Linked DNA regions of Mus musculus: region 2 is linked to region 1. The links are chromatin loops, found by intact Hi-C in ENCODE. Cell type or tissue: left cerebral cortex. All regions are shown on one strand.

Evidence for each region. Peaks named below come from ENCODE experiments on the same cell type or tissue, not always from the same donor. Only the 100,000 strongest peaks of a DNase experiment are listed, where the experiment ranks them.
Region 2: a loop joins it to region 1, with 2.1 times the contacts of the local background. A loop is called at or near these places in 2 of 42 quality-filtered maps.

Annotation. Positions count from the first base shown.
Region 1 is chr8:93,882,058-93,886,057 of GRCm38, reverse strand. The region is part of intron 2 of Gnao1 (guanine nucleotide binding protein, alpha O); the gene reads right to left. Among named protein-coding and RNA genes, the nearest start is that of 4930488L21Rik, 71 kb to the right of the region's middle. In left cerebral cortex, CTCF peaks have their summits at 1,568 and 2,436; DNase peaks (open chromatin) are centred at 1,511 and 2,673; H3K27ac peaks cover 3,937 bases.
Region 2 is chr8:93,827,469-93,831,468 of GRCm38, reverse strand. The region is part of intron 2 of Gnao1 (guanine nucleotide binding protein, alpha O); the gene reads right to left. Among named protein-coding and RNA genes, the nearest start is that of 4930488L21Rik, 16 kb to the right of the region's middle. In left cerebral cortex, a CTCF peak has its summit at 1,839 (motif pointing right); DNase peaks (open chromatin) are centred at 1 and 730; H3K27ac peaks cover 927 bases.

The sequences.
Region 1 (4,000 bases):
TTACAGAACCTGGAGCTTACCAAGCAAGTAAACTAGCTGGCTAGTTAAGGATCTGTCTGTTCCATCACCTAGGCACTGGGATTAAAAGCATGTGCCACTGTATGTGGGTAGCTGGGATTTGAACTCCAATCCTCATGCTTGTGCGGCAAGCACTTTACTGAATGAACCATTTTGCAGGCTTCATAAGACAGTGTCATTGTATCTGCTTTCCCTCAAGGACAGTGGGGGTGGATGTAGCTTCAGGGACCACTGAGAGTAAGGATTAATGAGAGAAGCCAATCAGACCCCAGGGTACAATGTATGGGCAGGCGAAGGAGAAGGGTGAGCACTAACGGCTTCTGGGAGCCCACAGAATTTCAACTCCTCTAGACTACAGCACTCATTCATTCTACAAACAAATACTGGCCCTGATAAGATGTGAAGAGGTCCTGACTGTACTATTCACCAGCCATGTGGGTACAGGCAAGTTACCAACTTTCTTGGGCCCAGGTCCCCCTTCTATAAAATGGGGACAAGGACTCTGTCTGTAACGGATGATAGCAATATTAAATAATTTGTGGGGAGGAGCTGGCATAGCAAAGAGCAGCTAATTAGCTAAACGCTGCAGACAAACAGGTACCAAAACAAGGCTAGACCTCTAGTCTTGTCTCAGCAGCCATGAGACCCTTCCCATGCAGTGCTGTAGATCCTGGCCTCAGCTGAACAGTGTTCTGGGAACTAGAGGATAACCCTTGTCTACAGTGGTAGGCTTGAAGAACAATGACTGGGCAGATGCCTGTGTTTTGCAAAGCAATTATGCCACAGCCTTAATTTCTGACTCTCAGCACCCAGAAAAATAGAGCCTGGAGACCCCGATGGAAGTCAGAACTTCATTCTTCTCCAGGCACAAGAGCTAGTTCTCAACTGGCAGAACCAGGGACACCCCAAGATCACTGTCTTCTTCACTTCTCCATGGGGAGAGTCTTCCCTTCTCACTCAGTCTGAGTGTGCTAGCTCAAGTTCAGACAGCATCCAGGAGGCAATCATGAACCTGGCAGACAAAAGAAGGAAGCACACAAGCAAGCATTGTGGTGTAATAGGCACAAAACAGGTGATCAGCATTGGGCAGGGAGAATTAGGAGCCAGGACGTTATGTGCGAAGGTAAAGCTTGAATGAACAGGGAGGGACAATGTATAAGCAAAAGTGTCAGGCAAAGAACAGATAATGCAGACAACATCCAGTGGGTACCCTGTGTGCTGGGGCGATGGATGAATGACAGAGTGGAGGGACAGGCCACTGATAGCAGTGGGGCCCAATCACCGATGGCTAACATGCTAGGTATACATTGCCTTTTAACTACATGTAAAACATGCTCATCTACTAAAATAAATGTTCATCTGCGCACCTCCCAAACCATCTAGACTCCCACCAAGGCACTGCTCCAATAGCAGGGCACTTTTAAACGGTAGCTCTCCTCCTCTTTCTCTGACTTCCACGGCTCTGACTGAAGGCCTGTTCTTGGAACACTTATGGATTCCAACCCACACAGCTGAGCAAAAGAGAAGGAAGATAGCTGCCTCCAACCATCCTGCCACAGGGAGGAGCCACGCCACAGTCTGGCACACGTCCACAAGCATAGCCGCCCCCAAAATGGCATCCTATGGTGGCTTCATTTCACGATGAATGCCATGTTCACTTCAAAAAATCCTCTTTCCTTTGAAACAGGGTCTTGCTGTGTAGCCTGGGCTGACCTCAACTTTGCAATTGTGCCCTAGCTTCTGGAGTGCTGACATATCAGGTAGATGCTGCCATGCTTGGCTGACAAGTGTTTCTTACATGGCCAGATGCTAGGTACAGACTTTAGGGTCTGCTGAATACTGAGGTGTGTGTATGTGTGGGGGTACACAGCATGGGCAACTCAACACAGCATGGGCAACTCAGCCCATCCTGTCCAGGTTTCCTCACGTGCCTTGTGTCACCCTGGAGTCTTCACTGGCTGTACGGGGTCCATCATCTGAATGAACCATGAATTATCATCCAACTCCATCCGTCCCCACTGCAGCTTGTTTTGGGATGTGACCCCTTGCCACTTTCAGATCAGGGGCAGCTGACTGCCATGCTTCTCCCAGGGAAGCAAAAGCAACAGAGCTTGTGTGGCATTGGATGACCCTGGTTGACCCTGTCCCCCCGCCCCCAGGCTGGATTGTATGATGTCTGAGTACAAGTGGGACCCTTGGCAAGTTTAGGAGGTGAAAGATCCATTTAAAAACTTCCTGGCTAAATGGTAAATCTGTATGGGATGAGAAAAACTATTTTAAAAAATTAAAAGGTCCTTTAGTAATTAATGTTATCTAGAGAGCTTGACATGCTAATTTTAGAATATTATAGAATGGAGTTCTAAAATAATAGCAATAGGCAAATCAGTCCCCTAGGGGAGTGACTGGCACAAACAAGGGACATGTCCTGCTGACAGTGACTTGCAGAAATCTATTATAAAGATGGCATTTTTAATAAGATGCAACTCTAGCCAGAAGCTAAGATGTCAGCTGCCAGTTGTCACCAGACAGAGCCAGGGACAAGCCTGGGACTTGTTGTGACTCCAGGGCAGAGCCTCTGCTGCCATCATTGGGAACCAGCATAGATCTGCCCTTCCCCCATGCTCTAGGTGGCATAGGGATGTGGGTGAGGGGCAGTCCCTGTCATCCTCCCACTGGAGCTGCTGGTCTGCACCTGGGGTCTTGGTCTTGTGGTAGAGAGCTCAGATCTTGGACCTGAAGGCAGAAGACACTGGGGTTCTAAAGAATGGTCACAGACTGCAACAACCCCATGTGAAATAGACAGAACTCTTCAAAGGCTGGCGTCTCTAGCCAGAGCCTGAACTCTGGCTTGTGTTAAATCAAAGCTTTCTGAACCTCTTCTCTGCCTCCAGTCAGGACACCTCTGGCCTCCTCACAATCCTCCACTTCCAGTCACTGGCATCATACATTCCATTGTCAGCAGTAGCTCATAGCCTGACCCTGGAGACCTAAGGTTTAGCCCTGGCTCTGACATGGACCAGCTGACATAAACTTGGCCAATTCATGGGGGCTCCGGACTCATTTCCTCTGTGTACTACTGGTCTCTCAGGCCCGGTGCTGGTTTGAAATCTGGTTGTGACAACTTTCTGAGTTTTCCTTGTTTCTCAGACTGGTCCAACTCTATGTCATGCCTGTGTCTGTGTTTTTGCCATGAGCGGCATTTGAGGATGCGACAGCTCTGGAAATGTGGAGGTGCATGCTGGCAAATCTCACAGGGGATTCATGTGGACCAAAGAATCTCTCTGCAACAGAGATGTGCTTATATGGCTCTGCTCAAAGGTCACTTCCTCAGATCCCGCTATTTCCCCCATCTCTCCCCTTCTTTATTTTCCTCCATAACCATGTCCTCATCTGTATACAAATTATGGTAACACTATCTGTTGCCTGATATGCCACTATGTGTTCCACGAGGGGGGAGACACCCTCAGTCTTGCTCACTCACCACAGTTGCTGGTGGAATAATGAGTTTAACAGGCATGGACATCAGTCTTCATGTTCTAAGGTGGTAATCCCGCTTACACCTGAGTCCTTCCTGAAGGCAGTCCTTTTATTGGAGCCAGGATGGATGAGGACCTAAGATGGTCACCTTCCACTGTGTATCCCTGCTTGTCAGTCTATCTCATCAAGACCCAACCCCTGTTGCCCTCTTCTTGCTGCTGTGACCTAACCTGACTCTGCTCCCAGATTCTGATACCTGGTCCTTGCAGGATATCTCAGAGTCAGGACAGACAGACAGTGTTACTTCTAGGAATACCCAGAAACTCCACTGTGAAATTACTCATTCTGTAGGAGATGACCAAGAGCTTTATGGACTCTGAGCCCTTTGAAATGAATGTTTCATACAAAGACAGGACCGTCTTAAAGACAGAGCGAGCCTGTGAATGAGGCTTACTCACTCTTTGTTTTCACTGCCTATCCCTAAGTAGGATTCTTTGCTTCCCAC
Region 2 (4,000 bases), 55 kb after region 1:
AAGCACCCATCTTTTTTTTTTTTACCGTGTCCACGGGCCTACGCTATTTTTTCTTGTCCTACGCACTACTGTGACAAGCCTGGTCATTTAGTTTCCTGGGCCATTATAGATTCAGAGTAGTACAGAGAAGAGGGAAAATGGTGGATGTGGAGGAACGCTGGAAGCAGCCAGGTATGACAGATGTCAGCAAGTGAAGAGACAGGGAAATTACACAATGCCTATCAAAGAGGAGTTAACTGCACTTGGGACCATTTAGAGGTGGGGAAGGACAAATAGTTGCATATCAGCTGTCCTCAGGGACACTGGTTTTTTGCACAAGACAATAATAAAAAATGACGACTTAAGGCCATTGGGGCAAAGGTTAAATACTGCTACCATATTCAGCATTCAAGTTATTTTCCAGACACCGCAGGACTAATTTCTTTTGTAAATGTCCCTCCTAGTTTCTAAAACTCTCCTGGAATTGATAAACAGTGAAAAGAACATTTGCCTTCTTTAAACAGCCAGGCCTACTCTCCCAAGCAGTGCTGTGCGGGACTTCCGGCTGGAGGTTCTCCGTTGTTAGAGACCTTCCTCTGCCAAGTAGCTGAGGTCTGCATGCTCACATTTCAGAGCCAGGCTAAGATCCAGCTGTCCCTTCCTTTCCTTCATTGTTTAATTCTGCAGTTGTGTAATTTATTGTCACCCTGGGAAGGGCCATGTGTTGCAGAGTAGGACACTGTAACACTGAATCAAGCACCCCTGGACTGTGTTCAGAGAACCCCAGGATCCCTCAGCAACCCCTGCCCCTGTTTGTAAGCAGCTCCAACATCCACCAGTTGGTAGGGAGGAGCTGAGAATGATGCATAAATAAAGTCTCTGTAATCCACTGTATAACGAAGCAAGGTGGTGAACTCCCAACCACTGTTCTGGAATCAAGACTTGAATAGCATACCCGAGGTAACTCCTAATTTGGTTCTTAGAATCCCACAAGTTGGTAACTGACTTCCTCCGTGGGGAGGGAATATTGTGGAGAGGGCAGAAACTCAGGGCAGGAATTCAACCAAGAGCTGACAGTAACCAGGCTGCCGGAACCTGGATCTGTAGACACAGCTTTTTAAGAGGCAGCAGAAGCCCTGTCAGTAGCCAAGGAAGGCCTCGTGAGACAGAAGGAGAAGATAGGAGGCAGAGAGAGGGGTTTTACTGAGTATCTGAACTCCAAGATGGATTATATGTAGTCCTGTGCCACACACACATGTGGGGCACACATGCCAGGGCACACACGGCAGGGCATACAGGTCTCCTGGAGCCCTAGTTCTCCAATCACCAGCCAAGGCATGACCCTGAGTAAGGTCTGAATAATTTCTCTGAATATCAAGACCTTTCTCTAGTGAGAGTCAGACTGGCCATCTCTATTTAGCATCTCAAACCACAGGTGTCCAAAACGTGTTATTTTTCTTTCCCACAGCTGGCTTCCTCCAGTTCCTCCTTAAAGTTATTTCTTAGGAAATCAGGAGAAATAAGATCAGATTTGTTTTTGTTTTGCTTTCAGTCATAGGAGTTAACTATTAGAGTTTATACAAAATTTAAAGTTGATGAATACAAAAATCAATACACAAAGTCAAAAGAATGAAGACAAGGCACAGGCTAAGAGGGAATACTTACAAAGACCATAGCTGACAAATACTGTTCATCAAACTATACTAATTATTTTATTTTTAAATTAGATGAAAGTGTGTGTGTGTGTGTGTGTGTGTGTGTGTGTGTGTATGTGTGTGTGTATGTGTGTGTATGTGAGTTGCAGGTGCACATCCAGGCCAGAAGAGGGCATCAGAACTCCTGAAGCTGGAGTTACCTACAAGCAGTGCTGGCAACTAAGTTTTGCTCTTTTCTGAGTACTCTTAACTGCCAAGCCATCTTTCTGGCTCCAAACTATATTAATCCTGAAGACTCAACAATATGAACAGTAACAACTTGCTTTTAAAATGAGCAAAAGACATCTTGCTAGAGGAGACAAAGAGATGGCAAATGAGTCAATAGAAAGGTGCCCAATATCACGTCATTCGGGAATTAACATTACTGAGGAACCACTACACACAGATCTGAAAATCTACAACACTGACAACACCAAATGCTGGGAAGGTCACAGAGCAACAGGAACTCCCATGCATTATTGGTGGGGACATGGCAGGTAAACTCACTCTGGAATAATTTAGTGGTTAACTGTTATTTGTTGTTGTTGTTTTTGTCTTTTTAAAACTCGATCCAAGCAATTGTGTTCTTTGGTATTTACAAAGGAAAAAAAAAAAAGCTTACAACATGTCTCCCATAAAACCTGCACTTAGAAATATACAGCAGCTAATAACTGCTCTATTAAAATAATCCAAAATTTGGAAGCAATGAAGACTTCCAACCATGTATATAAAAGAAGAAAAAGCAGAAATCTATGGTAATTCAGATAACGGAATCTTGTTCAGCACTAACAGTAAGCGGACTTCCAAAGCCTGAGAGGAGATGAAGGAAACCTGAATGAAGTCAGTCTGCAAAGGCCACAATTCCCATGTGCCTACAACTCTATGACTTTCAGGAGAGCAAGCGATGAGCACAGTGACAAGGCCAGTGGTCTTCAGGGCTTAGAGAGAGAGAGGGATTAGAATAGAGGGAGCACAGGGAGATTTAGGACAGTGAAAATTCCAGGTATGCTATTATAATGAGACATACATGCCATTACACATTTGTCTACACAAGGATGCACACCAAGTGCAAACCTGCAGGTGAACTGTAACTCCAAGTGAGAACATGCTCATGGATTAGAAAGACTCTAGACATTTCAAGACATCAGTTCTAATCTAACAGATTAGAGAATTCAAAGAATCAAAGTCACAAGAAAGTTGTGTGTGTGTGCGTGTGCATGCGCATGCACATGTACACATTGTATATAAAAATTCTAGCATTTGTACTCAGAGGGCCAATAGCCTGTGAACACAAAAGAGGAACATTTGCTAAATCAAATATAAGACACTTTATGGTGATGGATTAAGAATAAAATCAGTCAAGACCACTGCCCCGCTATGTATAAACACATGGTTCACAGCACAGAGAATCAATCTCACAAAACAGGGACATGAAGAATGGCCTTCTCCATGACTGATGCTGGAGTAAGTGAGCATCCATTTAGGGAGGAACAAAACTGGACCCTATCATAGAGCGCACACAGGCAAATCAAACAGCTCCATAGGAAGGGGAAAAGCCTCAAAGTGTGTTGAAGAGAGTGACAAAAAAGGAGGGCAGCATTTGTCACCTTGAAAGGAAAGCTCCTTAATTAGGACACAAAAACCAGTAGCTATAAGAGAAAGAAAACACGGCTGCATTAAAAATGAGGACACATCTCTATCACAGACCACCATGAGCAGGGTGAGAGGACAAGGTACAGAAGAGGGTGGGACCCAGAACCGTGACAGGACCAGACGAAGAACCAGGACGATGAGTGCCTACAAACCAACGAGAGGATTAGAACCTGGGCAAAGTCAGCAAGAGAACAAGCCGCTCAGTAGGATGGGAAAGAACTTCTCAATGGACATTGGAACTGTTCTGCTTCTAAGCCCATCGAGAACACGGGAGGCAAATGCACAGTGAAGACCCGCTGCCCTGTAAGCTGTAGAACAGAAGCCGCTGACCATAGGGGTCCCTCCACTAGTCTGATAGAAGACGTTACTGTCACAGAGTGTGGGAAGTTAACATGGTAGGCAGTTAAAATCCCTACCAATTCCACATCAGAACCCTTTACAAATGCACATGCCCCAGAATGAACACACACACACACACACACACACACACACACACACAGAGTCACTCACTCTCATGAATGTATTCAAAGCAGTACTCTTTGTAATCAGCTCAAACTTAAAAATGGCATAGTCGTGGCTGATTTATAACAATAAATACCACACAGCAAAGAAATATGTAATATATAGTACATTTTCATGAATGTTCACAAATATTTCTGAGTGCTCCATAAAAC